Linked DNA regions of Homo sapiens: region 2 is linked to region 1. Evidence: chromatin loops called from intact Hi-C (ENCODE). Cell type or tissue: PC-3. All regions are shown on one strand. Each heading gives the region's core, and the rest is flanking DNA. Links, peaks and the distances in the headings are about the cores only.

The links. Peaks named below come from ENCODE experiments on the same cell type or tissue, not always from the same donor. Only the 100,000 strongest peaks of a DNase experiment are listed, where the experiment ranks them.
Region 2: it touches region 1 in a loop (9-fold over the local background); 10 of 110 quality-filtered maps call a loop at or near these places.

What each region holds. Positions count from the first base shown.
Region 1 is chr1:6,637,811-6,652,365 of GRCh38, reverse strand. DNAJC11 (DnaJ heat shock protein family (Hsp40) member C11) reads left to right here. Exons shown (of 16, transcript NM_018198.4): 7 at 764-837; 8 at 6,388-6,577; 9 at 7,240-7,325; 10 at 7,692-7,808; 11 at 12,309-12,464; 12 at 14,002-14,071. Among named protein-coding and RNA genes, the nearest start is that of THAP3, 20 kb to the right of the region's middle. RefSeq lists an enhancer at 5,754-6,253. In PC-3, for the core only: a CTCF peak has its summit at 5,671 (motif pointing right); no DNase peak of the experiment used is centred there.
Region 2 is chr1:6,571,303-6,585,857 of GRCh38, reverse strand. It overlaps TAS1R1 (taste 1 receptor member 1), which reads right to left. Exons shown (of 6, transcript NM_138697.4): 3 at 10,466-11,227; 4 at 9,231-9,443; 5 at 8,788-8,908; 6 at 6,103-7,205. The coding sequence ends at 6,274. ZBTB48 (zinc finger and BTB domain containing 48) reads right to left here and starts at 5,864. Exons shown (of 11, transcript NM_005341.4): 1 at 5,722-5,864; 2 at 4,559-5,317; 3 at 3,559-3,800. The coding sequence starts at 5,248. It overlaps LOC107984912 (a long non-coding RNA gene), which reads left to right and starts at 6,425. Exons shown (of 3, transcript XR_002958250.1): 1 at 6,425-6,511. RefSeq lists enhancers at 3,271-3,320, 5,781-6,480 and a silencer at 5,600-5,729. In PC-3, for the core only: CTCF peaks have their summits at 1,532 and 4,870; DNase peaks (open chromatin) are centred at 3,807 and 5,937; H3K4me3 peaks cover 3,402 bases; H3K27ac peaks cover 843 bases.

The sequences.
Region 1 (14,555 bases), core at 2,358-10,357:
GGTTTCCTATGAGATGCCAACTTCTAGAAATCCAGCCTCTGAAACTCCGTGTGTTTGTTCCCTTTGAGCAAAAAGCCTGTGGGCTCTTTTTCCTGCACAATTCAGAAGGCAGGTGCTCTCTTCCGCGTGATGGTTCACTGATTGGTGGCCATTTAACAGCCAGTTCTGCCGAGCAAATTGAGCTGCATCAAATTAACATTGAAGAGTTGCTTGAAAGTCACCCAGACTAGTAAACACGGCAGCCAGGCTCAGCTGTGACTTCCAAGGCTGTGCGGGTGTGGAACCGCGGCTGGGCTTTAACATCAGGCTCCTGAGGACCGCCCCAGTGACCTGGGAGACATTTGGCGCAGGATGAAAATGAAAAGGAGTCGGCAGTGCATGCGGGGGTGGGGGGCACACCGGACCGCAGTCGGTGCTCTGCAGGTGGCGGGGGGCTGCGCCGGGAGGGGTAGGGGGAGCCAGCTGGTCTCCTGACCTCAGCCTGGGAGGCAAGGAACAGAGGGGAGCAGTTTTTTCTTTGGAGGGACACCAATGAAACATGTGCCTTTGAAGCCTGGGTCTCCTTTGGATCTGTGGCAGCAGACAGCTCCATTTGGCAAAGGTTAAGATGAGACATTAACAATCTTCCACCCCCTTCTTTTAGAGCCCTGGCAAGACCAGTGAATTGAATGAAGGAATTATACCTAGAGGTACATACCTGAGCCTGGGTTGCTGCTATGAGATAAAACACCATTAATGCCTTCTCTTTTTCCTTTTCAAACAGTTGGAATTTGGAGCTGGAGACCTACAGGGGCCTTTGTTCGGTCTCAAGCTGTTCCGTAATCTCACACCAAGATGGTAAATATGAGAGACAGCAGCTCCTCTTTGGTGGTCTTTGTTGGCTTAGGAGACTAGAACTGTGTGTTCTTTTTATCACAGTGGTTGGCACTATCTTGTCTGTCCTACAAGGTCACTGCGTACATCAAGGGCAGGTATAGCACTGGCGTGAAGCCCAGGCAGTGTGCAGGTGGGAAGAGGCAGGATTGAGGGGGCCGGACCCTTGTCCCAGCCCTGGCCAGGCTGCACCATCCAGGTCTCGCACCTCCCTTACCTATGCCACAAGGCCACGGAGAAAGAGTGCCTTCAGGGAGAGTTGGTCAGTGGACCGAAACACTTACAGACTTATGGATCGTTCCATTGTCCCAGAGAATGACAGACTGCCTCATCATCGGGTTGATTGACATATGCCAGAGATGTAGTCCCCAGCCAGCCTCTGCTTCCTGTCGTCTCTGCTGCTGCCATGTCACACTCCTAGAACTGTATATCCCTGTCCCTTCTAGAACGACAGCAGTGTCTTCATTTCCTATATGGTGGGTGCAGTGATGTCTGTGTGAGCTCAGATAAAAGAATTGGTGGAGGGTAAATAATACCTCTTTCTTCCAGAGGAAGATATAGCTGAAGGAGTCCTAGAATGGAGCACATGGAGTTTATTTTATTTATTTATTTATTTTGGAGACAGGGTCTTGCTCTGTCTTGCCCAGCCTGGAGTGCGGTGGTGTGATCTCGGCTCACTGCAGCCTCTGCCTCCTGGGTTCAAGCTATTCTCCTGTCTCAACCTTCCGAGTAGCTGGGACTACAGGCGTGTGCCACCACACCCAGCTATTTTTGTATTTTTAATAGAGATGGGGTTTCACCATGTTGGTCAGGCTGGTCTCGAACTCCTGACCTCAGGTGATCCACCTGCCTCGGCCTCCCAAAGTGGTGAGATTACAGGCGTGAGCCACCACGCCTGGCCTATTTTATTTTACTTTATTTTTGTTAGAGACGAGGTTTTGTTCTGTTGCCTAGGCTAGAGTGCAATAGTCCGATCATAGTCCACTGCAGCCTTGAACTCCTGGGGTCAAGCAGTCCTCCTCCCTCAGCCTCCCGAAAAACTAGGACTACAGGCGTGTGCCAACATGCCTGGCTCATTGTTTAGTTTTTTTTAGGGATAAGTTATCTCTATGTTGCCTAGGCTGGTCTCAAGCTCCTGGATTCAAGCAGTCCTCCCACCTTGGCCTCCCAAAGCACTGAGATTAGAAGCATGAGCCACTTCAGCAAGCCTGGAGTATATGTTTTTTGTTTTGAGACAGGTCTCACTTTGTCACCCCGGCTGGAGAATAGTGATGCAATCTTGGCTCACTGCACCCTCAACCTCCCAGGCTCAGGTGACCCTCCTGAGTAGCTGGGACTACAGGTGTGCACCACCATGCCTGACTAATTTTTGTAGAGTTGGGGTTTCTCCTTGTTGGCCAGGCTGGTCTCTTAACTCCTGACCTCAGGTGATCCTCCCACCTTGGCCTCCCAAAGTGCTGGCATTACAGGTGTGAGCCACTGTGCCCAGGCACAGTGGCATGAATAACTTTCTTATCAAACATGTATTGTAGGCTGTACAAACATGTACAAACATGTACAGGAGTTCGAGACCAGCCTGGCCAACATGGCGAAACCCCCTCTACTAAAAATATAAAAATTAACCAGGCATGGTGGCGCTTGCCTGTAGTCCCAGCTACTTGGGAGGCTGAGGTGGGAGGATCTCTTGAACCCAGGAGGCGGAGGTTGCAATGATCCAAGATCACACCACTGTACTCCAGCCTAAGCAGCAGAGCAAGACTGTCTCAAAAAAAAAAAAAAAGTTAGTTATTACACTTCCAATGAGACATGTATCTGTGTGCCTGCCACGCTCTGCAGGGGTTGACCTAATCCCTGCCCACTAGTCTGGTCGTTTGTCTGTGGGGCATGGGGCAGAGAACACAGGCAGGCTTGCAGGTCAGCCTGTTGTAGGGAGAGCAGGAGAAGTTGGGAGAGAGCCTGCGAAACAGGAGGACGTGGCCTGTGGGGCAGGCGGAGGCCGCTTAGGCACCAAAGCAGTGCTTCCTGGCTGAGCACGGTGGCTCATGCCTCTAATCCCAGCACTTTAGGAGGCCGAGGCGGGTGGATCACGAGATCAGGAGATCGAGACCATCCTGGCTAACACGGTGAAACTCTGTCTCTACTAAAAATGCAAAGAATTAGCCGGGAGCGGTGGCGGGCGCCTTTAGTCCCAGCTACTCGGGAGGCTGAGGCAGGAGAATGGCGTGAACCCAGGAGGCGGAGCTTGCAGTGAGCCGAGATCGCGCCACTGCACTCCAGCCTGGGCGACTCTGTCTCAAAAAAAAAAAAGCAGTGCTTCCAGACACAAGAAGAGGAAAAGGAGCCGATGTGACTCACACCTGCAATCCCAGGGCTTTGGGAGGCCAAGGTGGGAGGATTGCTTGAACCCGGGAGGTTGAGGCTGCAATGAGCTGAGATTGCACCACTGTACCCCAGCCTAGGCGACAGAGCAAGACTGCCACCGAGAAAAATTTTTTTTAAAAGATGGAAGGAATGTGGGACATGCTGCCATGGGGCATCACCTGGGTGCTGCTCACAACACAGCTCCACAGTCCCCTGCTCTACGTAATTGGATTCACCTACTGGGTCTGCAAAGGGGACCGGGATTCATACTTAGAAGAGAACAGCAGGGAAACAGCATCTGTATACACATCAGTGTTGTCCTGACCCTGTCTACTTAGATTGGTCACCCCAGATGCTGGTTAAAAGCCGCCTCGGGGGCAGGGTGTGGTGGCTCATGCTTGTAATCCCAGCACTTTAGGAGGCCAGGTGAGACGATCACTTGAGCTCAGGAGTTTGAGACCAGCCTAGGCAACATGGCAAAACCTTGACTCTACAAAAAATATAAAAATTAACCAGGTGTGGTAGCACACACCTGTAATCCCAGCTACTTGGGATGCTGAGGTGGGAGGATCGCTTGAGGCCAGGAGGTCGAGGCTGCAGTGAGCCATGATGACACCACTGCACTTCAGCCTAGGTGACAGAGCAAGACCCTCTCTCAAAAGAAAAAAGAAATGCTGGTCAGGTGCGGTGGCTCATGCCTGTAATCCCAACACTTTGGGAGGCCAAGGCAGGCGGGTCGCCTGAGGTCAGGAGTTCAAGACAAGCCTGGCCAACATGGTGAAACCCTGTCTCTACTAAAAATACAAAAATTAGCCAGGCGTGGTGGTGGGCACCTGTAATTCCAGCTACTTGGGAGGCTGAGGCAGGAGAATTGCCTGAACCCGGGAGGCAGAGGTTGCAGTGAGCCAAGATCGTGCCACTGCACTCCAGCCTGGGCGACAGAGCCGAGACTCTGTCTCAAAAAAAAGAAAAAAAGCTGCTTTGGGTCTTATGAGGGAGGGGACTGGGAATCTAGGTGTTTCAAGCGCCCCAGGTGATTCTTAAGGTCACACAAGCTTGGGAGACACTTCATTAAGCAAAATCTTTTGGCCGTTTTGTTCTGGTTGAGCCTCAGTGTCTATTCATTGAGTGGTCACCAAGAGTTTGGGGTGGACTGATCATCAGCATTTACAGGTTTGGAAATTGAATTTAGTTTTACTACTCAGAGCTTATTAGACTTGAGCAGATTTAAACGGAAGGACAACTGATTTATAAACAAGGGGGTGATGTGTGACCAAGGATGCCAGCTTCTTTTTTTTGTTTGTTTTGTTTTGTGTTTGAGACGGAGTCTTGCTCTGTCACCAGGCTGGAGTGCAGTGGCGCAGTCTTGGCTCACTGCAACCTCCACCTCCCAGGTTCAAGCTATTCTGCCTCAGCCTCCCAAGTAACTGGAACTACAGGCACATGCCACCACGCCTAGCTAATTTTTGTATTTTTACTAGAGACGGGGTTTCACCATGTTGGCCAGGATGGTCTCAATCACTTGACCTTGTGATCCACCCACCTCGGCTTCCCAAAGTGCTGGGATTACAGGCGTGAGCCACCGCGCCCGGCCTACTAGCCCAGTTTCTTAATATATAGTGGCCAGGTTAGTTATGGATGTCTGCTAACCACGGTCCTCTAATCCTTGGATCAAGTTGCAGATGTTCCTTGATTTACGATGGAGTTACGGCCGAATAAGCCATCTTAAATCAAAAATATCGACCTGTTGGCTGGGCACAGTGGCTCGTGCCTATAATCCCAGCACTTTGGGAGGCTGAGGCAGGTGGATCACCTGGGGGCAGGAATTCGAGACCAGTCTGGCCAACATGGTGAAACCCCATCTCTACTAAAAATACAAAATATTAACCGGACATGGTGGTGGGCGCCTGTAGTCCCAGCTACCCAGGAAGCTGAGGCAGGAGAATCACTTGAATCCAGGAGGCGGAGGTTGCAGTGAGCTGAGAAGATCACGCTACTGCACTCCAGCCTGGACGAGCGAAACTCCGTCAAAAAAAAAAAAAAAAAAAAAAGACCTGTCCAGGCTCAAGTGCTCCTTCCTCCTCAGTCGCTGAGACTACAGGGCGTGCCGCTACACCTGGCTAATTTTGTGTCTTTTTTGTAGAGATGGGGGTTTTGTCATGTTGTCCAGGCTGTCCTTGAACTCCTGGGGTGAAGCAATTTGCCTCCTCAGCCTCCCAAAGTGCTGGGGTTACAGGTGTGAGCCAATGAGCCTGCCTACTGTTATTTTAATGGCATAAACATCACCTCCAGAGCTTAGAAAGGAGAGAAAGAAACTTAGGCAATTGATGTGGAGCTCTTTATTAAAGAAACCAGCTGTTAGTTTACCCTTCAGCACCTTGAATGAAGTGTGAATTTCTGTTAGTAAAATGAAATACCTCTTTTCAACCAGAAGATGGGGCTGGACTCCCTTGGAAAGAAACTGCAGAGGCTCTTTTCGGGAACCGGTTTCCTGTGCTCGCTTTGCCTGTAGTTTCTGTCACTAGTACCCAGCTGTGGTCACTAGTACATCAGAAATCACACAGCAGCTCCAAAAATATACTGATGCCTCCACCCAGAAATTCTGGTTCCATAGGTCTGGGGTGTCCTCTAGGTAAGTGATTCTCAAACTCTACTGCACATTGGAATCATTGGGACACTTAGCACTCCAAGCCCACACTGAAGGAATCAGCATGCCGGCGAAGAAGCCACCAGCCGTGATTTGTGGATGAGCCAGGTGATTCCAGCGTGCAGTATGAGCACCACTGTCTTGGACTGCTTAATATGAGACCCTCCGTTGGTGATTCTGACTTGCACTCCTCGGCCCCCATCCATTCTAACTTGAGTGGGGTTGCATCTGCTGGCATAGGAATGCAGACAGTCAGGTGCCTATTTGGTTGTAGCTAAAGTTAGGGCGGCTGAGGGGAGTCGGGAGGTTACTAGGAAGATTCTGGCTAGGACCCTCCCCCTCTGTGTGGATAGAGGCCTGACCTCCTGCTTTTTTTTTTACTGGGAGCTGGCCCAGGGATGCATAGACGTGACAGTAAGTGAGGTCTTAGCCAGGCAGAGAGGAAGTAACAGAACAGCTGAGAGCAGGTGCTATCCAGGACCTATTCTGTCTCTGTGTCTCTCCAGCTTTGTGACAACAAACTGTGCTCTGCAGTTTTCATCCCGTGGAATCCGACCCGGCCTGACCACTGTCCTAGCTCGGAACCTAGACAAGAACACCGTGGGCTACCTGCAGTGGCGATGGGGTATCCAGTCAGCCATGAACACTAGCATCGTCCGAGACACTAAAACCAGCCACTTCACTGTGGCCCTGCAGGTGAGCCGAGCAGCCATCATCTCCTGCAGACAGAGCTCTGGGAGGACCCCTCCTCCCAAGCACTCAGTGCTCCCCTTAAATCCTGCGTCCTGATCACCACTAAGTCTAAGCCCATACAGGGCCCTGAGGGGCAGGCTCTCGGTGCTCACACTCGAGTGACCTGGTGGAACCTTCGAGTATGAAATGCAGTTGCCTTCAGGCGCCTGGGGCAGCTTTGTTGGATCATCTTAAAGCAGAACAACATCTTAATGTCTGGTGGGAGCCACCCACGGAATTGGGGGCGGGCAGATGAAGCCCCATAGCAGAATCATGCCCTCGGACGCCCCTGTGGCCACACCAGGGCTGGTACATGAGAAGCCCCACACGGGCCACTGCTCCTTGGCTCTCACCAGCCGCTGCCACCTAGGAGCATAGGCTCAGTGTCACCAGAGTTTTTTATTTCTTGTGAGAAGCTAGAAAACTGGGTTTTCAGTGAAGTCTCCCACTTTTTAATTACTGGCTGCTAATAAATCATGGTGCACTCACTGCGGCTGCCAGACCGTGACCCCTGCCTTAAAGGCCTGTGTGCAGCAGATGCCCAGAGCTAGTGGGAGGGCAGATACCCATCTCCCCACAGAGTCACACGCCCTAGCCACGCATCCTTGCACCCTCTGTCTCCCCAGCTGGGAATCCCTCACTCCTTTGCACTGATCAGCTATCAGCACAAATTCCAAGATGACGATCAGACTCGTGTGAAAGGATCCCTCAAGTAAGTCCTGGCCTGGCTAAAATGGAAGCACACTGGTACTGCATGCGGGTCTTCACAGTGGAACCAGTTGGTGTAAGACACCTTGCTCGTGTGAATATCTACGTGTGTGTGACATTTTTGGAGAGCTTCCTATTTTGAGGCTGTGGGGGATTTAACACTACAGTCCCAGCCCTTGAGGAGCTTAGAGAGTGTTGTGGAAGAACTAGACCATGGGTGTCCCAACTTTCTTCTGTCATGAATCTGCTCCCTGGGGGTCGAGGAGGCTGGAGGGAGGGAAGGGAAGGTACCTGGCCTCTTCTCAAATGACAGCTGCCCCTGAAGTGATGAATGAGGGGCACAGGCACAGACCGCGTTCTCTCCCTGCAGAGCAGGCTTCTTTGGGACGGTGGTGGAGTACGGAGCTGAGAGGAAGATCTCCAGGCACAGCGTTTTGGGTGCAGCTGTCAGCGTTGGAGTTCCACAGGGTGTTTCTCTCAAAGTCAAGTAAGTTGAACTTAGGCCTTTCGGGTCAAGGAATGCCTGTCACCTTCACTCAACCAGGCTTTACCCAAGTTAAGGCTGAAATAGCCTTTGCATTGTAATTTTGTTCTTAAAGACACAGTTGCTTGGCTAGGTGCAGTGGCTTATGCCTGTAATCCCAGCACTTTAGGAGGCCAAGGCGGCCGGATCGCCTGAGGTCAGGAGTTTGAGACCAGCCTGGCCAACGTGGTGAAACCCCATCTCTACTGAAAATACAAAAATTAGCCAGACGTGGTGGCACACGCCTATAATCCCAGCTATTTGGGAGGCCGAGGCAGGAGAATTGCTTGAACCCGAAGGCGGAGGTTGCAGTGAGCTGAGATGGAGATCGTGCCACTGCACTCCAGCCTGGAGGACAGTGAGACTCCGTCTCAAAAAATATAAAAAAAAAAATTCAGCCAGGTGCCGTGGATCACGAGGTCAGGAGATCGAGACCATCCTGGCTAACATGGTGAAACCCCATCTCTACTAAAAATACAAAAAATTAGCCAGGGGTGGTGGCGGGTGCCTGTAGTCCCAGGTACTCGGGAGGCTGAGGCAGGAGAATCGCTTGAACCCAGGAGGCGGAGCTTGCAGTGAGCCAGGATCGCTCCATTGCACTCCAGCCCGGGTGACAGAGTGAGACTCCATCTCAAAAAAAAAATACAGTTGCTTGTGTCTTTGCTGAGTAAGCAAATGTCAAGCAGTGCATAGTTCCAACACCGAGTGAGTGAGGTGTACGTCTGAGCTCCAGCAGCCTCGCCTGATGTCACAGGATGCATCCTAGCAGCCCAGTCCTCCTGGAGTCACTGGCCTGGCAGCTATCCCCCGGGCACAGCATCTCCAGTAGCAGCTGCCATATCGGTTCATCCCTCTCACCAGGGGTTTCCATTGGCACACATACCCTTGCTCCACCTGAGTCTAGTCACTGTCCTCTCCTTAGTTCCTCAAAAGAGTTGTCTGGTTTTGGCCGGGCACTGTGGCTCACACCTGTAATCCCAGCACTTTGGGAGGCCAAGGCGGGCAGATCACGAGGTCAGGAGATTGAGACCATCCTGGCTAACACGGTGAAACCCCGTCTCTACTAAAAATACAAAAAATTAACCGGGCGTGGTGGCGGGCGCCTGTAGTCTCTGCTACTTGGGAGGCTGAGGCAGGAGAATGGTGTGAACCCGGGAGGCAGAGCTTGCAGTGAGTCGAGATGGCGCCACTGCACTCCAGCCTGGGCATCAGAGCGAGACTCCACTCAAAAAAAAAAAAAAAAATGTCTGTTTTCGCTTGCATCCGTCTTCTTTCTTTCTAAACGTGCTCCAGTCAGGCCTCTCCAGCAAAACCAGCCCTCTCCAGAATCAGCCTTTCTCACCTCATCAGTGGGGCACCCTCCCTCCTGTGGCAGATCAGAGGGTGATTCTTCTTCATCTCATTTGGTCTCTGCACCTGCTGTCGCGGTGGCCGTTCCCTCCTGCCCTTACAGCCTCTCTGCCCTGAGTTTCCAGGATACCACGCCCTGCTCTGGCTTTCCGTACCAGATGGCTGCTGTCTCCCAAACCCCTAAATGGAGGCACCACTGCAGGGCACAGCCCTTCTCTCTCGACTCACTCCCAAGCAGTCATGTCCAGCCTCATGGCTCTCATGCCCTGAGGACTCACGTTGCAAGTGCCAGCTTGGACCACCCCCTCAATCTCCAGCTCATATATTTGTCCAGCTTTCTCTTCCTAATCTCTACTTGGATACCTAACAGCATCTCAGATGTCACGTATCCAAACAGAACTCGATCCCTCCCTGTGCCCCCAGAAACGAAGAACCTTCAGAACCTGCTCTGCCCGAAGTCTTTCCCATCTCTCTCTCTTTTTTTATTTTATTTTTATAGAGACAGGGTCTCACTTGGTTGCCCAGGTTGGTTTTGAACTCCTGGCTTCAAGTAGTTCTCCCGCTTCGGCCTCCTAAAGTGTTAGGATTACAGGTGTGAGCCACAGCGCCCAGCCTCCTTTCCTATCTCAGTAAATGAGAGCTCTGGCCTTCTACTTGCTCTGTCCAAAAACCTTGGAGTCAGCCTCGATCTCTTTCTCTCCCACACTCCAAATCATACATATCTCAAAATCATCTCCTGAACATGTACTCCAAAATTGTATCCCCAGTCTCGCCATTTCTCAACCTCACTGCGGCCAGCATCTTTGTCTTAGTTACACAGCACCCTCCCCACGGAACCTGTCTCCCTCCTTGTGTGTCTGCTTTCCGTAGGAGAGTCCTTTTTAAAATTGAAGGCAGTTCACGTCTGTCTTCTGCCTAAAACCTCAGAGGTTCCCTCAATTCCAGTCGGAGGCCAAAGCCCTTCAGAGACTTTGGAGCCTACAATGCCCTCCGTGATGTAGTACTCCTCTCTACCCCAACCCCAGCCATCCTGACCCCCTGGAGCTATTCCTGGCACACACCAGGCCCCCTCCTGCTTATGAGGTGGCCTTTGCTATTTCTCAGTCTGCAGATAAATACGTGGCCATTTCCTTCACTCCCTGTAAGTATCTGCTGTCTGCTCAAATGTCCCCTAATTCACCTTGTATAACATAGTAGCCCTTCCCCTTGCCCCAGGTGATCCCCCCCACCATGTTTGCCATGTTCAATCTCCAACGAGCCAGTCTCCATCTGAAGGGCCATCTCCTGCACTCCTCATCAGACATAAGCTCTTGGACTTGGTCCATTTTATTCTCACCCGCACTTCTAGAACCTAAAACCCATCGTGGTACTTGAGAGGAACTCAGTGAGTGAATCAAAGTGGATCACAGCTCAGTTTTGGAAACAAAGCCAAATCACTTACCTAGATTAGAGCTGGCGTCAGCCATCTCTCCTCAGATAATATTTGAAGGCTCAGTACAGTGGCGCGCACACTTTGGGAGGCCAAGACAGGAAGATCACTTGAGCCCAGGAGCTCAAGGTGGTAGTGAGCTGTGATTGTGCCCCTCAGCCTAGATGACAGAGTGAGACCCTGTCACTTCAAAAAAAAAAAAAAATTTTTGTCTTGAAGTCTACCTTATCTGTTACTATATAGCTTTTTTAGTCTTCTTATGCTTACTATTTATTTTTTTTACCCATTCACATTTAACCTGTCTCTGTTTGTGTGTGTGTGTGTGTGTGTGTGTGTATATATATATATATATTTTTTTTTTTTTTGGAGACGGAGTTTCGCTCTTGCACCCCAGACTGGAGTGCATTTGGCTCACTGCAACCTCCACCTCCCAGGTTCAAGCAATTCTCCTACCTCAGCCTCCTGAGTAGCTGGGATTACAGGCGCCCACCACCACACCCAGCTAATTTTTGTATTTTAAGTAGAGACAGGGTTTCACCATGTTGGCCAGGCTGGTCTCAAACTCCTGACCTCAAGCGATCCTCCTGCCTCAGCCTCCCAAAATGCTAGGATTACAGGCGTGAGCCACTGAGCCTGGCCAAGTTTTGAGTGTTCTTTATCAATTCTGGAATTGCTTTTATTCTGGAAGAGCTTTTATTCTGGAAGAGTGTGATCAGGTATTGTCAGTGGCTACTCAGCATGTTTTCTTTTTCTGGCTTTTCAGCAGTTTGTGATGTACATAGATAAGGCTGTTGTTGTATTTATGATGCTTGGGGTTTCCTAAACTTCTTGCATCTGTAAATTTCCTTTTCCTCACTGGGGCTCTAATTACCAATATATTAAACTTAACACTCTTCCACGGGTTTCTGAGATTCTGTCCATGCATCCTCAGTCCTTTTCCTCTTGTTGACCAGGCTGGAGTGCTGTGGTACAATCTGCCTCCTGGGTTGAAGCGTTCTCCCGCCTCACTCAGCCTCCCGAGTAGCTGGGACTACAGACAGGTACCACCACGCCCGGCTAATTTTTGTATTTTTGGTAGAGATGAAGTTTCACCATGTTGGCCAGGCTGGTCTCAAATTCCTGACCTCAGGTGATTCGCCCACCTCAGCCTCCCAAAGTACTGGGATTACAGGCGTGAGCCACCACGCCTGGCCAAATTTTTTATATGTGGTCCAGAGTTTACACATTGGTCCAATAGGAGCTACTTTACTCAGCCACCACTGGAAGCAGAACCTCCTTAACTGACTAACTTTTGAAGTCTTCACTAACTTCTTTGGAAACCTCAGTTAAGAACTGAGATGTGACTCTCCAGTGACATCTGGAGGAGCCCATTCCTGTCCTCTCCAGCCTATGACTGAATGCACCTGTAGGGGACGTTGACCCCGTGAAGTGTTCCTCTTGTTGCTTTGGCTTGAGGTCAGCAGACACTGGGATCTTTCTTCTGTCACAGTGTCAGATCCATCAGCCAGACTTTGGAACGGGAGGCCAGAAGGTGGTGGACTGTGAAAGGAGCAGACTGCAGGCTCCTTTAACTCGCAGCTGCACGCAGCACAAGTTCTCTTCCTGTGCCTGACACCCCATTGCCCTTCCCTGGAAAACCTGATTCATCTTGGCTTTTTTTTTTTTTTTTTTGTATTTTTCCCCAGGCTCAACAGGGCCAGTCAGACATACTTCTTCCCTATTCACTTGACGGACCAGCTTCTGCCCAGCGCCATGTTCTATGCCACCGTGGGGCCTCTAGTGGTCTACTTTGCCATGCACCGTCTGATCATCAAACCATACCTCAGGGCTCAGAAAGAGAAGTGAGTTGACACGTCATGGGCATGTCACTAGCCAGCCCTGTGCCTCAGTTTCCTCACCCTTAAAATGGAGAGGATAACAGAGCCTCCTGCGTCGGGTGATGAGGAAACCTGAATTAAGTAATGCATGTAAAGCACTTAGGCTGATGTCTGGGTCACGATTGGTAAATGTTAACTATTTCTCCTCATTGTCCGTAGTTGGACTGCTGTTATCTCTTCGTTTGTAAATCTTACTCTCAGAAAGGACTGGAGTTTATAGAAGTGTTGGGCCTCGGCTGGGCGTGGTGGCTCACGCCTGTATTCCCAGCACTTTGGAAGGCTGAGGCAGGTGGATTACCCGAGGTGAGGCGTTCAGGACCAGTCTGGCCAACATGGTGAAACCCTGTCTCTACTAAAAAAATAGAAAAATTAGCCGGGCGTGGTGGCACGTGCCTGTAATCCCAGCTACCTGGGAGGCTGAGACAGGAGAATTGCTTGAACCTGGGAGGTGGATGTTGCAGTGAGCCTAGATTGCGCCATTGCACTCCAGCCTGGGTGACAGAGCAAGACTCGGTCTCAAAAAAAAAAAAAAAAAAAGTGTTGATCCTCTAAACCATGGCCTCAAGAAAGAAGAAGTTTTCCTTTCTCCTTTCCCAGCGCTGAGTTTAAGAGGAATGCGTTCTGGATCCGTATGTGAGGGGCCTGCGTTAACTAGAGTCTTGAAAGTCACAGAAACACAACGTTTTTGCAGTTTCTTAGATAATCCATTGGGGCATGCCGTGAAACCTAAATTATTAGTGCAAGCATCTCTACAGAAAACTGAGAGCTGGTATAGATTTGTTACTTTATAATATCTCATTTAGTAAAGCATTGCACTTAGAGAATCTCAGATAAAGGAATGAATCTCCTCTTCTGGGCCCGTCTGGCCTTTGGACTCAGAATCCTAATTCCCTAGGAGGCTTGAGGCTTAGAACAAGACATGTGCTGGCCCAGCCTTCTCTCAGAAGGGAGGACAGGCATATGCTGACCCCAAGGCCCATACTTTGTTACAGGAAAGCGGATCTGTGTGTCTAAAGTGGTATTAGTTGTTCCTACCAAAAGTGTTATTTAACAACTCACGCCTGTAACCCTAGCACTTCGGGAGGCCGAGACAGTAGGATCACTTGAGCCCAGGAGTTCGAGACTAGCCTGGGCAATATAGTGAGACCCCCATCTCTATCTTAAAATTAAAATTAAAAAAATAATAATCCCACAAGGTTGGTGGGATCTCCTGAAATTCTCCTGTGGTGGGGTCTTCTTTCCAAAGAGACTGACAGTCGGTGTCCCGTCAGCTTGGTGAGGAGGTGGGGCAGAGCCATCTAAGGATAAAATGAAAGCTGCCAGCCTGTGACTAACAGACTTGCCTGAGACTGTCGTGGGAATATTTTTTAAAGTTCTACAACTGAACTCCAGTAAGATCACAGACTGTTTGCTGGGCTCGGGTCCAGCACGGGAGGGGCTGTGTTGGCTGGAAGCTGGGCAGCGCCGCGCTAACGTGGGGCTTGTGTTCCTCTCGCGTAAGGGAATTGGAGAAGCAGAGGGAAAGCGCCGCCACCGATGTGCTGCAGAAGAAGCAAGAGGCGGAGTCCGCTGTGAGTGCTGCCCCACCGTTCCCAAGCGAGGGCTGTAGGGGACACACTCCACACCCCACATGTTGGTCTCAGGGCCTTAGAGGTCAGACTTCTCTTCTCCAACAACTTGGCTCTCCACTTAGTCTTTATTGTGGGATGCGACACTGGGCTCTGCAGTCCCTGCCCTGAAGATAATTACCCTCCAAAGGCCTAACAAGGGCTTTTTTAAAGTGGTGAGTATTGGCCTCTTTTTCTTCCCTCTGAGTGTTCTGCCTTTTACTGAGCAGGAGGGAGCAGGCTTCCTGGGTATGTGGCGAGCATACTGCCAGGTGGCCATGGGCCGTGTGCGCGGCCTGGCGAGCACATGCCTGTCTGAGGGGGCGGCACAGCTATGCCCAGCAGAATGGCACCACAGGAGAACACAGGTCCTTTCTCAAGAGGAGCTGGGATTCCAGCTTCTCCTGTGAAATCTCTTTATTTTTAAAGCTGACAACGCATTGTTTTT
Region 2 (14,555 bases), core at 1,037-9,036, 65 kb after region 1:
GGGCCCCCTCTGGGTCCCTTCTAAGGGGAACAAGTGTTCTCAGGTGACACCGGCTGGTTAAGGTGCAGGGACAAGCCCAGAAGCCTCCCCCAGCATGGAGACTCTGCAAGGGAGAGTGCAGTGGCAAGAAGCTCACACAGGTCCTAAGAGGCTGCCATGGATCTGGCCAGCACAGAGGCCGACAGGGAGGCCCAGCTGACCGCATTCTGTCTGAAGGCAGAAACAGATCTTGGGTCCTGACTATTGGAGAAGCAACTCAGTCTTCCCAGAGCTTCAAACCCATGGCCAGATCCTCACCTGACTCCACTGGCCCACCAAGGCTGGCAACAGCTTCTCCCAGGTAGCCAGGGGAGCTGCCCATCTGGTCTCCCCGCTCCGTGACTGCCTCCCCCACAGGTTTCAGTTCAGGAGCCAGAAGGACCTTTAAGTCAGACCTCAGTACCTCTTGGCTCACGTATCCCCAGTGCTTCCCCATTCAGAGAAAGGGCCCGGGAGGCCTATCAAGGCGCAGGCAGCCCTCCCCTTGCCTGCTTCTCTCCCAGGGTGTCGTCTGGCCACCTGGATCAGGCATGTGCCTCCTTGCTGCCTGTCACGCCCCCAGGATCCTCCTACCCCAGCGCCCTGGCTCTTCTCTCTGCCCAGATGCTCCCCAGTCACCCACTTGGTCAACTTCCTCACCTCCTTTGAGTCTTTGCTTAAATCTCACCTTCTCAGTAAGACTCTAGAGACCCTGGCTACTTAAAATCGCAATCGAACCCCACTCACAACTCCCCAACCCCTTGGCCCGCCTCTGCTTTTTCTTCTTCGGCAGCACTTCCTCACCGTCTACTGCAGGCAGATGGACTTATCTGTTATCTGCATTGCCTGGCAAGCAGGTCGGCTGCACAAGCACCTTTGTTTAGTTCCCTTAAATGCATCCCAAGCACCCACAAAGCCTTGCTGGCCACCTGGTAGACTGCTTAATCAATGAACTAAACGAACTCGACCTCAGAGCCCCTGTGCAGCCTGCGACAGCTCCTCCCACCTTCCAGAGGCCAAGCAGCTCTCTCATCCTCTTCCTCTACAGCAACTATCTTCATCCCCCATCAAAATGACTTCATGAAGCCATCCCCTCCCAGTTCTCAGGGCCAGTCCAGCAAGCTGAAGCCCAAGGAAGGGATGGAAACTGCCCCAGAGTCTTACCCCAGCAGAGTACTTGAAAGCAAGCATCCAGCAGTACACAGGCTGCCCCAGGACCCCCGACACTGGGGTTATCCCAGCATTCCACTGGCAGCAGCTGCCCTGAACACGGTGCACAGGGACAGCGAACGGGTTTCCCCCTGGCTCCCATTCTAGGTGATTACTAGTGTGCCGCCCAACCTGGCATGGCAAGAAAACACACCATGATAGACTAGTGATGTCTTGGCTGGGAGTGGCAGGACTGGAAGGCATGCCACTGGGCCGCCATCCCCACAGGCCTTGCAGGGACTCCAAAGCAGTGCCGCCCAAGGGGATTCTCCACGATGATGGAAATGTGCTATGTCAGCACTGCCCGATTCAGCCACCAGGAGACACGTGGTTCCTCACCACTTCAGATTTGGCTAACGTATCTGAGGAACTGAATTTTTATTTAATTTTAAATTTTAAGTTAAAATAGTCCCTGGGGGCTGGGCACGGTGGCTCTCGCCTGTAATCCCAGCACTTTGGGAAGCTAAGGCAGGTGGATCGCAAGGTCAGGAGTTTGAGATCAGCCTGGCCAATATGGTGAAACCCATCACTACTAAAAAGTAAAAAAATGGCTGGGCACGGTGGCTCACGCCTGTAATCCCAGCACTTTGGGAGGCTGAGGCAGGTGGATCACAAGGTCAGGAGTTCGAAACCAGCCTGACCAACATGCTGAAACCCTGTCTCTACTAAACACACACAAAAAAATTAGCCAGGTGTGGTGGCGCGTGCCTGTAATCCCAGCTACTCAGGAGGCTGAGGCAGGAGAATCGCTTGAACCTGGGAGGCAGAGGTTGTAGTGAGCTTAGACGGAGCCACCACACTCCAGCCTGGGCGACAGAGGGGAGACTCCATCTCAAAAAAAAAAAAAAAAAAAAGTAAAACAATTAGCTGGGCGTAGTGGTGCGCACCTGTAGTCCCAGCTACTGAGGAGGCTGAGGCAGGAGAATCGCTTAAACCTGGGAGACAGAAGTTGCAGTGAGCCAAGATCATGCCACTGCACTCCAACCTGGGCGACACAGTGAGACTGTCTCAAAAAAAAAAAAAAAAATAACAGGCTGGGCGCAGTGGCTCATGCCTGTAGTCCCAGCACTTTGGGAGGCCGAGGCAGGTGGATCACAAGGTCAGGAGTTCAAGACCAGCCTGGCCAAGATAGTGAAGCCCCATCTCTACTAAAAATACAAATATTAGCCAGGCGTGGTGGCAGGCACCTGTAATCCCAGCTACTCGGGAGGCTGAGACAGGAGAATCGCTTGAACCCAGGAGGCGGAGGTTGCAGTGAGCCGATCTCATGCCACTGCACTCCAGCCTGGCAACAGAGTGAGACTCCGTCTCAAAAAAATAAAATAAAATGAAAAACAACATAGGCTGAGCATGGTGGCTCACACCTGTAATCCCAGCACTTTGGGAGGCCAAGGCGGGTGGATCACAAGGTCAGGAGATTGAGACCATCATGGCCATCATGGTGAAACCCCGTCTCTACTAAAATACAAAAAATTAGCCGGGTGTGGTGGCATGTGCCTGTAATCCCAGCTATTTGGGAGGCTGAAGCAGAGGAATCACTTGAACCCAGGAGGCAGAGGTTGCACTGAGCTGAGATCACGCTACTGCACTCTAGCCTGGTGACAGAGCAAGACTCCAACTCAAAAACAAAAACAAACAAAAAACATAAAATAGCCCCTGGGGGCTGGGCATGGTGGCTCACACCTATAATTCCAGCACTTTGGGAGGCCAGGGTGGGTGGATCGATTGAGCCCAGGAGTTTGAGACCAGCCTGGGCAACAGAGCAAAACCTTGTCTCCATTAAATGTAAAAATAAAAATTGTAATAGCTCCTGGAGTTCCTGGTTACTTTATTGGACGCTGAAGGTTTAGACAAATAGACTTGAATGCCCCACTGACACCCCAGAGTGAACACTTCCCTGGAAACGCAGGTAGCACTGAACCAAGGCTTGGCACTGTGGCCCAAAGCCCACACTGCCAGGCTTCAAGCCCACACTGCCAGGCTTCAGAAACACCTAAGGTTGGGCCCCAGCTCTAGCACAGGGGCCACAGGTTTCTCATTCTGTTAGCAGAGACCAGCTGGAGGTCAAGGTCCACAGTGGGTGGAACCTGTTGACAAGATGTACACAAACCCATCTCCAACCAGAGTACTCACAGGACAGCAAGGAAGAAGAATCCAACCCAAAGCAGGCTCTCACTTCCTGATTATCAGAGGTGTACCAAGGCCAGACACTATGTGGGTCTGAGATGGATCCCCCAGCCCCTACCTCACCCAGAAGTGGGAAGTGCAGGACCCCTCCCCCAACGTGGGAATGGCAGACAGGAAAAGAAAATAGAAAAACAGAACGTTTACCTGTTGTGGACTTTTAGATAATATTTGCTGAGGAACTTTTTATGACATGTGGGGCATTCGACCGGCACCGCTGTACCTTTTCTGTTCTCAGCAGGCTCAGCTGCTAGGGAGCCCGCGCTCAGGGCTGGCTCAGCTGCACAGGGCTTTCGGATTACATTTGACTTCCTCCTGGTCAGCACAGCCTCAGGCTCAGACATGTAATCGCCATCCCCATCATCCTCCACTTGAACCACCACTTCCCACTAGAGCACAATAGGCAGCAGGAGGGGGTGGCGTCACCAAATGAATCAGCAGGAGTTGTAGGGACCCAGCTCCAGTTCCATCCCAAGCCCCAACCCTGACAAGTCCCTTCATCAGACAAGTTCCTTCAGGGGCCCAAGGCAGAGCATCTGAATCTTGGATTCAGAGGAAAGTGGCTGTGTTTGTGGGGAACTGGAAGCTCAGCTGGAAACACTGCCCTGGGGAAACACCTGTAACCCTGATGCTGCCCACTCCTCTCAGGAAGGTGGCAACCGTGAACAGCTGGGGCTTGCAGAAAGGTCAGCCTGAGGTCACCAGCTTCCTTTGGAGAAAGCCTGTTCCAAACCCACATTAACAGAGATTGTCTTAAGGTCCACATATTTTTTTTTTTTTTTTGAGACAGGATCTTGCTCTGTCGCCTAGGCTGGAGGGTAGTGGCACCATCTCAGCTCACTGCAACCTCCACTTCCTGGGCTCAAGTGATCCTCCCACCTCACCCTCCTGAGTAGCTAGGACTACAGGTGTGTGCCACCACACCCGGCTAATTTTTGTATAGTCTTTGTACAAATGAGGCCTCGCCATGTTGCCCAGGCTGGTCTCGAACTCCCAAGCTAAAGTGATCCACCCCCCTTGGCCTCCCAAAGTGCTAGGATTACAGGCGTGAGTGAGCCATCACACCCAGCCCAGGGTCCCTATTATACCAAAAAAGTGTCTATTCCCTCTATTTGTCTCCCCAGTCCCAACACCCTGGGCACAGTACCTCATTACTGCCGCCCTGCAGCTGGGCACCTTCAGCCTCTAAGGGCCTTGGGGGCACTTTGCAGTCCTCGGGTTTCTTGTCCTCAAGGGGACAAGGCTTCAAGGCCTGCTTCAGTTTCCCACAGAGGGAGGAGGGGCCCTCACTCTGAGCTGGGGAATGGAGCTGGGGCCTCTGAGGACTATGACTGCCTCTGGGCTCCTGATCCCTGGGGACTAGACCCAGAGTCCTCGAAACTTCCTCTTCTTCCAAGCCTGCCGGCTCCTTGACGTGGCTGTTCACATTCTGGGAGGCAGGGGGCCCCAGCCCACTCTGGCCACCTGCTGCCTGTCCCACTGAAGTTTTGGGCTTGAAGCTCTGGCACAGCTCTACGGCCTCTGGCACTCGCAACTCCCTGGCTGCCAGGAGCACCTGATCCCGGTTCCCTGAGGTGAGAGCGAGGTGACCAGTGTAGAAAAAGTCCAACAAGAGGCCAAAGATCTCAGCGAAGCCAGCAGGGAGGACGACACTGCCCCCTGAGCCATCCCCGTAGAGGCTCTGGAAAAAGTGACTGCAGCAGGCAAGGACACTCCAGTGTGCCTTAAACACCAGGCCCCCCACGTCCAGAGTGGCGTCGCAGTACTGGCCCTTCTCCCGCTGCTTGTTGAGCTCCTGCAGAACCCTCACACTGTGCTGGACGAAGGAGCCGTCCATGGTCTGGAGGGCAGGGAGGCAGAAGTGACACCCCGGCCAGCCTAAGCGAGGGTATGCAAGAGAAAGCTCCTGGAGTCAAGAGAGAGAAACGGGAAGTTGGCCTCTACTCAAATAATCATATTTATCAGCACGAGGGCTTGGGTCAGGGTGAGGGGTGCACGCGGAGGGCTGGAACACACTGACAGCCTCCCGGGGGCCGGGGGCCATATTGGATTGGCCAGGGGGGATGCTGGATGGGGGGCCAGGGTCGTGAAGAAGGGCCTGGTGAGAAAAATCCAAGTTTGGGGAAAGGAGACATGGGATGAGAGCGAACGGACTGGCCCGGCACAGTGAGAGGATCCCGGACGGCGGAGGGCGGCAGCCGGGGACAGGTGAGCGAAGCCCACGCCGCGCCCACAGGTCCCGAGCGGCCGAGCGGAAGGCAGCCACGGCGGCCCGCAGCCCCTCCCTCCCTCACCCCGCGCCCTCCTCACCCAGGCAGGTCCTCCCTGAGCTGGCCCCACTGGCCCCCTGCTCCGTCGCCTCCACAGCCCACGAACCTAGTGCCCGGCTATGCGTACCCCGCCGACAGTGCGGAGACTCCACCGTCTCCGCGCCGGACGTGACGTCAAAGCGTGCAGGCCAGGAGGTGCGCCTCGGAAGCGTAGAGCTTCTAGCTCCGGCCCCCGAGGGCGGGGCCCCGCAGAGAACGGCCAATGGGATGCGGGGACGACGCCTCGCCCTGTTCTTTTGGCGCTGGGCCCGCCTCCGGAGTTGCCTAGCAACGTCAATCTGGGCGGTCAGCCTTTTCCAGGCTCTGGGTTCAGACTTGAATCCGTTACACCTCACACTCTCCCACGACAGGAGACCAGATACGCATTTCACTTCTTTATTGGCAGCCCGGAGCCTGGTCTAGGCTCTCCCAGGCGCTTACACGTCCCAACCCCAGACCGCGATGCCCAAAGACCTCCCGGACACCCCCGGCCTGCTCGACCTTCGACCCTCAGGGCAGAGAAGGCTGCCAGCCGTGCCTGCTGACCCACTGGTCAGGTGGAGCCGCAGCGCCTCGTGTAGTCCTGAATGGAGGCCTGGAAGTGCTCTGTGCTGTTGAGGTCTGGGCGGCAGAGGATCACGTAGCACTTAGGCAGAAAATACCCACCGAAGCCGCTGCTCAGGCTGCTCAGCCCAGCCATCATGTTGGCCGCAGGCAGGTACTTGCCGTCGTAGACGCTGGCCGTGGTGAAGAAGGCGATCCAGGACACGAAGTTGAAGAGCAGGCTGAAGGTGACACATTTGGCCTCGTTGTAGTTCTCTGGCAAGTCCTTACCCAGGTAGCTGCAGGCAAAGGCACTGATGGAGAGGAGGCCATTGTAGAGGAAGGCCAGTATGAAGCCCAGGGAGTTGGTCTCTGTGCACTCAAGCATCACCAGATGGGGGAAGCGCTGGTATTCCCTAGCAGGCAGTGGGGTCCACACCACCAGCCAAGTTAGACAGATAAGCAGCTGGGCCGCTGAGCTGATCATCACAAACAGGCCAGCACCGTGGTTTTGGACCCAGGCGTGGTAGAATGTAGGTACCTTGGTGGAAAACTTGAAGATGATGATTAGTTGGAATGAGCGAACTGTCAGGCAGGACAGGAAGATGGTGAAACCAAGGGCAAAGAGGGCCTGGCGTAGCAAGCACGCAGGCCTTGTGGGTTCCCCAAAGAAGCCATAGAGGCTGCCACTACCTGCTGCCAGGGAGCCCAGCATAAGAAAGCACAGGCGGCCCCCTGCTGACCTCACCACAGGGGTGTCTAGGTGCCAGGCAAACAGGCCAGCAGTCCCAAGCAGCAGCAGCAGCAGCAGCGTGTTAGCTGCCAGCAGCACCCAAGAGGTGTGCTCACGCAAAGCCAAAAACACCACAGTGCGCGGGAAGCAGGTCTGGCTTCCCTCAGGTGCCCACTCTTCTTTCCCACAAGGCTGGCATCTGTAGAGGTCTGAAAGGGAAGGCCAAGAAGGTTCCTGAGAGCCAGATGAGCAGAGTAGGAATAGGAAATAGGGGCCTGCAAGATACTGGGAGAATTGTACCAGGGCAGCTAGACTATACTAGGCATAGTGGGATGGGGGTAGCCGGGAGTGGGGCCTGAGGCCACGCATTTCCTCAAAATGCCTGTGTTAATTACAGACTCTGGAGACACACAGGTCGGTTCTGTATGGCTCATGATCCCATGAGGGTTTTGCAAACCCTAGGGAGGACCTTAACCTGGTAGCTCTGCCCACATACCAGAGAGGTTACGATCTGATGGGAGCAGCCTGCTCCCAAGGGAGGGCATTGTAACCCCTCTCTCTTGCCAGCATTTCCATGAACCACTTTCCTGAGCTGCTGCTCTGTGGTTTCTCTGAGTCCTGACCCTCTGAGGACAGAAGGGAAGTATTCCTGTCCCTACAGAGATGGTGAAAGGAAAGAATGTGGCCCCTGGACACCAACTAAGGACCTGAGTCCTTAGCTACCTAATTTGCTCTCTGTTCTTGACCTTGCATTTCTGGATGGGGAATGCTGTTTTTTTCTCTGCTGCAGACACGCTAGTATCTGTATTCAGGCCAAGCTGTTCAAGGAGCTAGCTGTCTTTGGCATGGGCAACAGAAGGGACAGTAGGACAAGAGGGCACAAAGGGAACAATAGCTATATTCATTTAGAGAAAGAGGTTGAATTCAGGATACGACTGCTTTTGTAGGAGTTGTGATGACAGCTCTCTAACAGAGGACACACCTCAGTCTAAGGCTTTCAGTTGGCTAATTCTTTCTTTCTTTCTTTTTTTTTGAGACAGAGTTTTTCTCTTGTCGCCCAGGCTGGAGTGCAATGGTGCAATCTTGGCTCACTGCAACCTCCGCCTCCCGGGTTCAAGCAATTCTCCTGCCTCAGCCTCCCGAGTAGCTGGAATTACAGGCACACGCCACAACGCCCGGCTAACTTTTTTTGTATTTTTAGTAGAGATGGGGTTTCACCATGTTGGTCAGGCTGGTCTCGAACTCCTGACCTCAGGTGATCCACCCACCTCGGCCTCCCAAAGTGCTGGGATTACAGGTGTGAGCCACCGCGCCCGGCCTCCTTTCTTTTTTTGGGGGGACGAATTCTCGCTTTGTGGTCCAGGCTGGAATGCATCTTGGCTCACTGCAACCTCCGCCTCCTGGGTTCAAGTGATTCTCCTGCCTCAGCCTCCCGAGTAGCTGGGATTACAGGCACGCGCCACCACACCCAGCTAATTTTTTATATTTTTGGTAGAGATGGGGTTTCACCATGTTGGCCAGGCTGGTCTCGAACTCCCGACCTCAAGTGATCCACCCGCCTCAGCCTCCCAAAGTGCTGGGATTACAGGCATGAGCCACCGCACCCAGTGGCTGATTCTCTTGATCAGAATTCTGTCTGGTAGCAGGTGTCCTCCAACCTGAAGCTAACTGGCAGCCCAGTGACTGGGCCTTGGTTCTGGGGCAGGGCACATGGGGCCCAAGGGAGGCCCTCCCTCCACCGTGCAGCCCCCGGGAGTGCTGGGTAGCTCGCCTGCTCCATTGCCCACTCACCACTCTTGTTGAGGAAGGTCCCAGCCCCACAGGGCACACACTCAAAGCAGCAGTGATGGAAACCCGTAACCACTCGCTGGTGCCCTTCAAGACAGTCGCTGGAACACACAGACTTAGGCACCTGTAAGAAGCCAGAGGGGCCACACGTAGGGGCCCAAGTCAAAGGACAGCTCACATGTGGAACAGAAAACAGAATCTCTGTGCATCTGCCCTCAGGGCTCACTCCCAGGGCAGGGCCCCTGGTCGTGTGAACTTCCGCCCCAGGGCATCTGCACACTCGCCTACGGAGTGTCTTCCCTGCTTCCCTGGCCAGGATGGGTAGAGTGGTGGCAGCTGGACCCCTGGGGCCCCCCTCCTGCTCCCTGTACACTGTGTCAGCATCACCCCCAGGCTCTAGGTTGCCCATAAGCCAGTTACATGGTGAGTAGCCACATCCCCATTACCTGGTTGTCCTTTCCGTGCCACTGGATTTTGGTCTCATTTATGTTTAGCTGAACTGGAGACCATGTGGAGGAACCGAGGACCGTGAAGGTCCACTTGGGTCCATTCCAGTCCCAGGCAATTATGTTATAGCTACTGAGGGGATCTCTGTTGTCATTAAACGCCACAGTGTCCTTGTGTAGAAGGAAATGCACCTTGTGGATCTGCTCCAAAAGCTGAAAGAAACGCGTATCATGAAGCCACCACAGACAGCACAGACCCACATGGTCCCAGAAGCAAGGGCCTGGGGCCTTCCTGGGTTTCCGTCCTGGTGGTTTCAGCCCATCAGGAAGGTCTCGTCCCTTCCTTCTTAGGAAGCCCCTCAATCTTCCCCACCAACCTCCTGAGAGGAGGCCTCTAACAAACACTCCTTTACAGACAGTTTTAGCCCTGGATCTTATCACTTGACACTTCCAAGACACAGTGGGTGAGAGAAGGCAAGGATCAGAGAGAAAGATCTGTCTAAGAGAAGAGAGCTAATGCCTGTAATCCCAGCACTTTGGGAGGCCGAAGCAGGAGGATCACTTGATGCCAGGAGTTCGAGACCAGCCTGGCCAACATGGTGAAACCCCATCTCTACTAAAAATACAAAAATTAGGCCGGGTGCGGTGGCTCACGCCTGTAATCCCAGCACTTTGGGAGGACGAGGTGGGCGGATGACAAGGTCAGGAGATTGAGACCATCCTGGCTAACATGGTGAAACCCCGTCTCTACTCAAAATACAAAAAAAATTAGCTGGGCGTGGTGGCGGGCGCCCGTAGTCCCACCTACTTGGGAGGCTGAGGCAGGGGAATGGAGTGAACCTGGGAGGCGGAGCTCACAGTGAGCCAAGATCGCACCACTGCATTCCAGCCTGGGCAACAGAGCGAGACTCTATCTCAAAAAAAAAAAAAAGAAAAGAAAAATTATCCAGGCATGGTGGTGGGTGCCTGTAATCCCAGCTACTCAGGAGGCCGAGGCAAGAGAATCACTTGAACCCAGGAGGTGGAAGTTGCAGAGAGCCGAGATCGCATCACTACACTGCAGCCTGGGTGACAGAGCCAGACTGTCTCAAAAAACAAAACAAAACAAAACAAAAAACCTCAAGTTAGTGGCATTTATCCCCCTTGGCATTTAGAGTGACCGGAGAGTGCCCACTCTGCTCATCTCAGGATTGGCTGTTCTCCCTGACAGGAGGTGCTGGGGTGGGCTCTCTTACCTGCCAGGGGTAGACTCGGCCCCTGGAACAAGCTCCAGAGGCACAGCCCAGGAGCTGGTGGAGGCCATGGGCCACCGCATACACAGCCCGGTATGCGTTGTAGGCAGAACTCATGGAGAAGGCTTTGAGCTTGGGCATCGTGTGTGCCATGAAAGCTTGGCATTCTCTGCAGAGCTGATTGCTGCTGCACCAGGAGCCCTTGTGGCAAGGCCTAGGGGCCTTCTTGTCTGCCCGGGCATAGGCTTCTTCAAACGCCTTCAGGCCAGGGACAGCCCTCTTCTGGATGGCCACGCCCAGCACCATCCCAATGCGCTGGATCCCGGGCACCCCAGTGATGTGCCTGGAGAGGGCCCAGGCTTCTGAGGCGACCCACACCTTGCCAGTCAGGTTGGTCAGCACCACGGACTCGAAAAACACCCTGGCCAACTGCCGGCTGGAAAAAACAACCACGACGGTGGCCCCGGCCTGGGCCAGGTGGCGCATGAGGCACTGCATCCTCTCATCGCCCACCTGGGCAGAGAAGGGCATGATGTCCTTGAAAGCAATGCAGATCCCCTGACCAGTGGCCTGGTTCTCCAGTGCCTGCACCCCTAGCTGCCCATAGTCGTCACTGCTGCCAACCAGAGAGATCCAGGTCCACCCGAACTTCTGCAGCAGCAGCACCATGGTCTCCACCTGGTACTTGTCATTGGGGATGGTGCGCAGGAAAGAGGGATACTGCCGCTTCACGCTGAGCGTCTCGCTGCTGGCCGCATAGCTAATCTATGGGAGGTCCCGTTCAGCCATTTCAGTCTCCACTGAAGGCCCCCCCAGTGCCTGGCCCTGTGCTGGGTGTGGGGATACAGGGAGCCGGGGAGACCAGGAGAGCACCCCTCAGCCTGTGAAACTGACAAATCACCTGCGAAGGCTCCACTGGGGCAGGTTCTGGGGGAGGGGTGGGAATCTGCCTGGGGACAAGGGGTGAGGGGATGCATTCCAAGCAAAGGAGACAAAACCTGCATAGGAGTGAAATAGTCCCGTGTGTTTGGGGACCTTCAGGGACTTCCACTGGAGGCAGTTTGCAAGGAAGAAGAGAAGCATGTGTAGGTCAGGGCAGAAGTTAGGTCAGTGGCCTGTTAGGAACCGGGCCTCACAGGAGGAGGTGAGCAGCTGGTGAGTAAGCGAAGCTTCATCTGTATTTACAGCTGCTCCCCTCCTGTCAGATCAGCAGCAGCATCAGATTCTTGTAGGAGCTTGAACCCTACTGTGAACTGCACATGCGAGGGATCTGGGTTGCACGCTACTTATGAGAATCTAATGTCTGATGATCTGTCACTGTCTCCCATCACCCCCAGATGGGACCATCTAGTTGTAGGAAAACAAGCTCAGGGCTCCCACTGATTCTACATTATGGTGAGTTGTATAATTATTTTATTATATTAATACATTATGGCCGGGTGCAGTGGCTCACACCTGTAATCCCAGCACATTGGGAGGCCGAGGTGGGTGGATCACGAGGTTAGGAGTTTGCGACCAGCCTGGCTAACACGGTGAAACCCCGTCTCTACTAAAAATACAAAAAAATTAGCCGGGCATGGTGGCGCGCGCCTGTAGTCCCAGCTACACGGGAGGCTGAGGCAGGAGAATGGCGTGAACCCGGGAGGCGGAGCTTGCAGTGAGTCGAGATCGCGCCACTGCACTCCAGCCTGGGCGACAGAGCGAAACTCCGTCTCAAAAAATAAAAATAAAAATAAAAATAAATAAATAAATAAATGTAATGCACTTGAATCATCCTGAAACCAACCCCTCACACACCCGTCCTTAGAAAAATTGTCTTCCACGAAACCAGTCCCTGATGCCGAAAAGGTTGGGGGCCACTGCTGTAAGCCACAGGGAGTCCCTAAGGATGTCCGCAGAGAAGTGCTATGTTCGGACTTGCATTTTTTCTTTTCTTTCTGAGACAGAGTCTTGCTCTGTCGCCCAGGATGGAGTGCGGTGGCGTGATCTTGGCTCACTGCAACCCCTGCCTCCTGGGTTCAAGAAATTCTCCTGCCTCAGCCTCCTGAGTAGCTGGGATTACAGGTGCCTGCCACCACGCCTGGCTAATTTTTGCATTTTTAGCAGAGACAGGGTTTCACCACGTTGGCCAGGCTGGTTTCCAACTCCTGACCTCATGAGCTGCCCACCTTAGCCTCCCAAAGTGCTGGGATTACAGGCGTGAGCCCCCGCGCCCGGTGCCCGGCCGGGACTTGCATTTCATGAGCGTATCTCTGACTTCAGTGAGGAATGAGTTAGAAGAAATTTAAGACTAAAATCAGGGGGAAGCCTTAGGACACTGATGGGAGAATCTAGCTGAGGGGTGATGCTGGTGTGAATTCCAGCTGTGGCTGTGGCAGTGGAAAAGGAGGCCAGAAAGGATGAAAGGTGGGGAGCAGGGCAAGGAGGAGCAGCAGTGGGCAGGACTCCAGGGTGATGGCCACTCCCTCACTACCCTCCACCAGAGGATTGGGGCTAATACAGGAAGAAAAGAGGCTTTTGTTGTGTAGGGAGGTAAGGTCAATCTGGGCCTTGCTGGGTCCATGATGTGGCAATGTTGGGCCAGCATCAGGGGCTCAGATCAGAGGGGAGGGGACTGAGAATGGGAGGTTAAACCACGAGCCCACAGCCTGCCTGGGAACTGGAAAAGGGGAGGAGAGGAGGGCGAAGCCTGCTCCGGGGAATCACCTACCTTTTCAGAGGAAGTGGGGCAAAAGGAGAGAAGAGCTGCAAGTGAAAGCCAGGTGGGGGCAGGGGGCTGAGGGGGGCATAAATTCCAAGGAAAGACTCTCATAGGAGGACTGGTCAAAAATGTCACAAAGGGCACGGTGCCTCATGCCTGTAATCTCACCACTTTGGGAGGCCAAGGCAGGTGGATTGCTTGAGCCCAGGAGTTCAAGGCCAGTCTAGGCAACATAGTGAGACCTCTATCTCTACAAAAAATACAAAAATTAGCCAGGCATGGTGGCACATGCCTGTGGACCCAGCTACTTAGGAGTATGAGGTGGGAGGATTGCTTGAGCCTGGGAGACAGTGAGACAACATTGCACCACTGCACTCCAGCCTGAGTGTCAGAGTGAGACTGTGTCTCAAAAAAAAAAAAAAAAAAAAATCACAAGTCACCTAAGATAAAGAAGGACTGCAAAGTAGGATTTGGATACCTAGAAGGTGCCCCAGCTCACAGCGAAAGCAAGAGTGGTGGGGACAGAATCGGGCTGAGGGTCAATGAGGGCAGGGAGAGGCCAGCAGGAAACTCCCATGGGAAGGGGCAGGGAGTCAGTGCTCAGGGTAGAGGGCCTGGAAGAGGGAGAGGAATGAGGGCAACCACAGGCCAGGCAGGAACCCATGGGGAAGGATCCATAAGCCAAGGAGGGGCTGTGGTCCAAGGTACAGGGCAAGAATAAGCACAGAGACAGGACTGACATCAGCAAGGTGAGGCATGTCAGCACCTCTGAGCCAGGAGGGAAGAAGGAAAGGCAGGCAGGAGAGACTGGGATGATGTGGAGCAGTCTATGGGGTGGGAAGCAAAGGGTGTCCTTTTTTGGGGGGAGGATGGAGGGGACAAGGTATCACTCTGTCACCCAGGCTGGAATGCAGTGGTGCAATCTCAGCTCACTGCAACCTCCACCTCCCAGATTCCAGCAATTCTCCTGTCTCAGCCTCCCAAGTAGCTGGGATTACAGGCACACACCACCACTCTCAGCTAACTTTTGTATTTTTAGTAGAGATGGGGTTTCGCCATACTGGCCAGGCTGGTCTCGAACTCCTGGCCTCAAGAGATCTGCCCAGCCTCCCCAAGGGATTACAGGCATGAGCCACAGCGCCCGTCCAGGATGTCCATTCCTAACAAAGGCAACGGAACCTCTGGAGGGAGGAGGGAAGTGGAGGGCAGCAGGGGTACAGCTGAGTGGCAGTAGTTCCCAAGGAGAATGGGTTTTCCCATGAGAGTGGAGGCAGGGATCTGGAAGCAGCTCTGGAAAGAGAGGAAGGCTGGGGCAGGAACCACGCTGGGCAGGGACCCCTGACTTGTGACTAAAGAGCAGTGACCACCCAAGAGATCCAGGGGGCAGGCAGC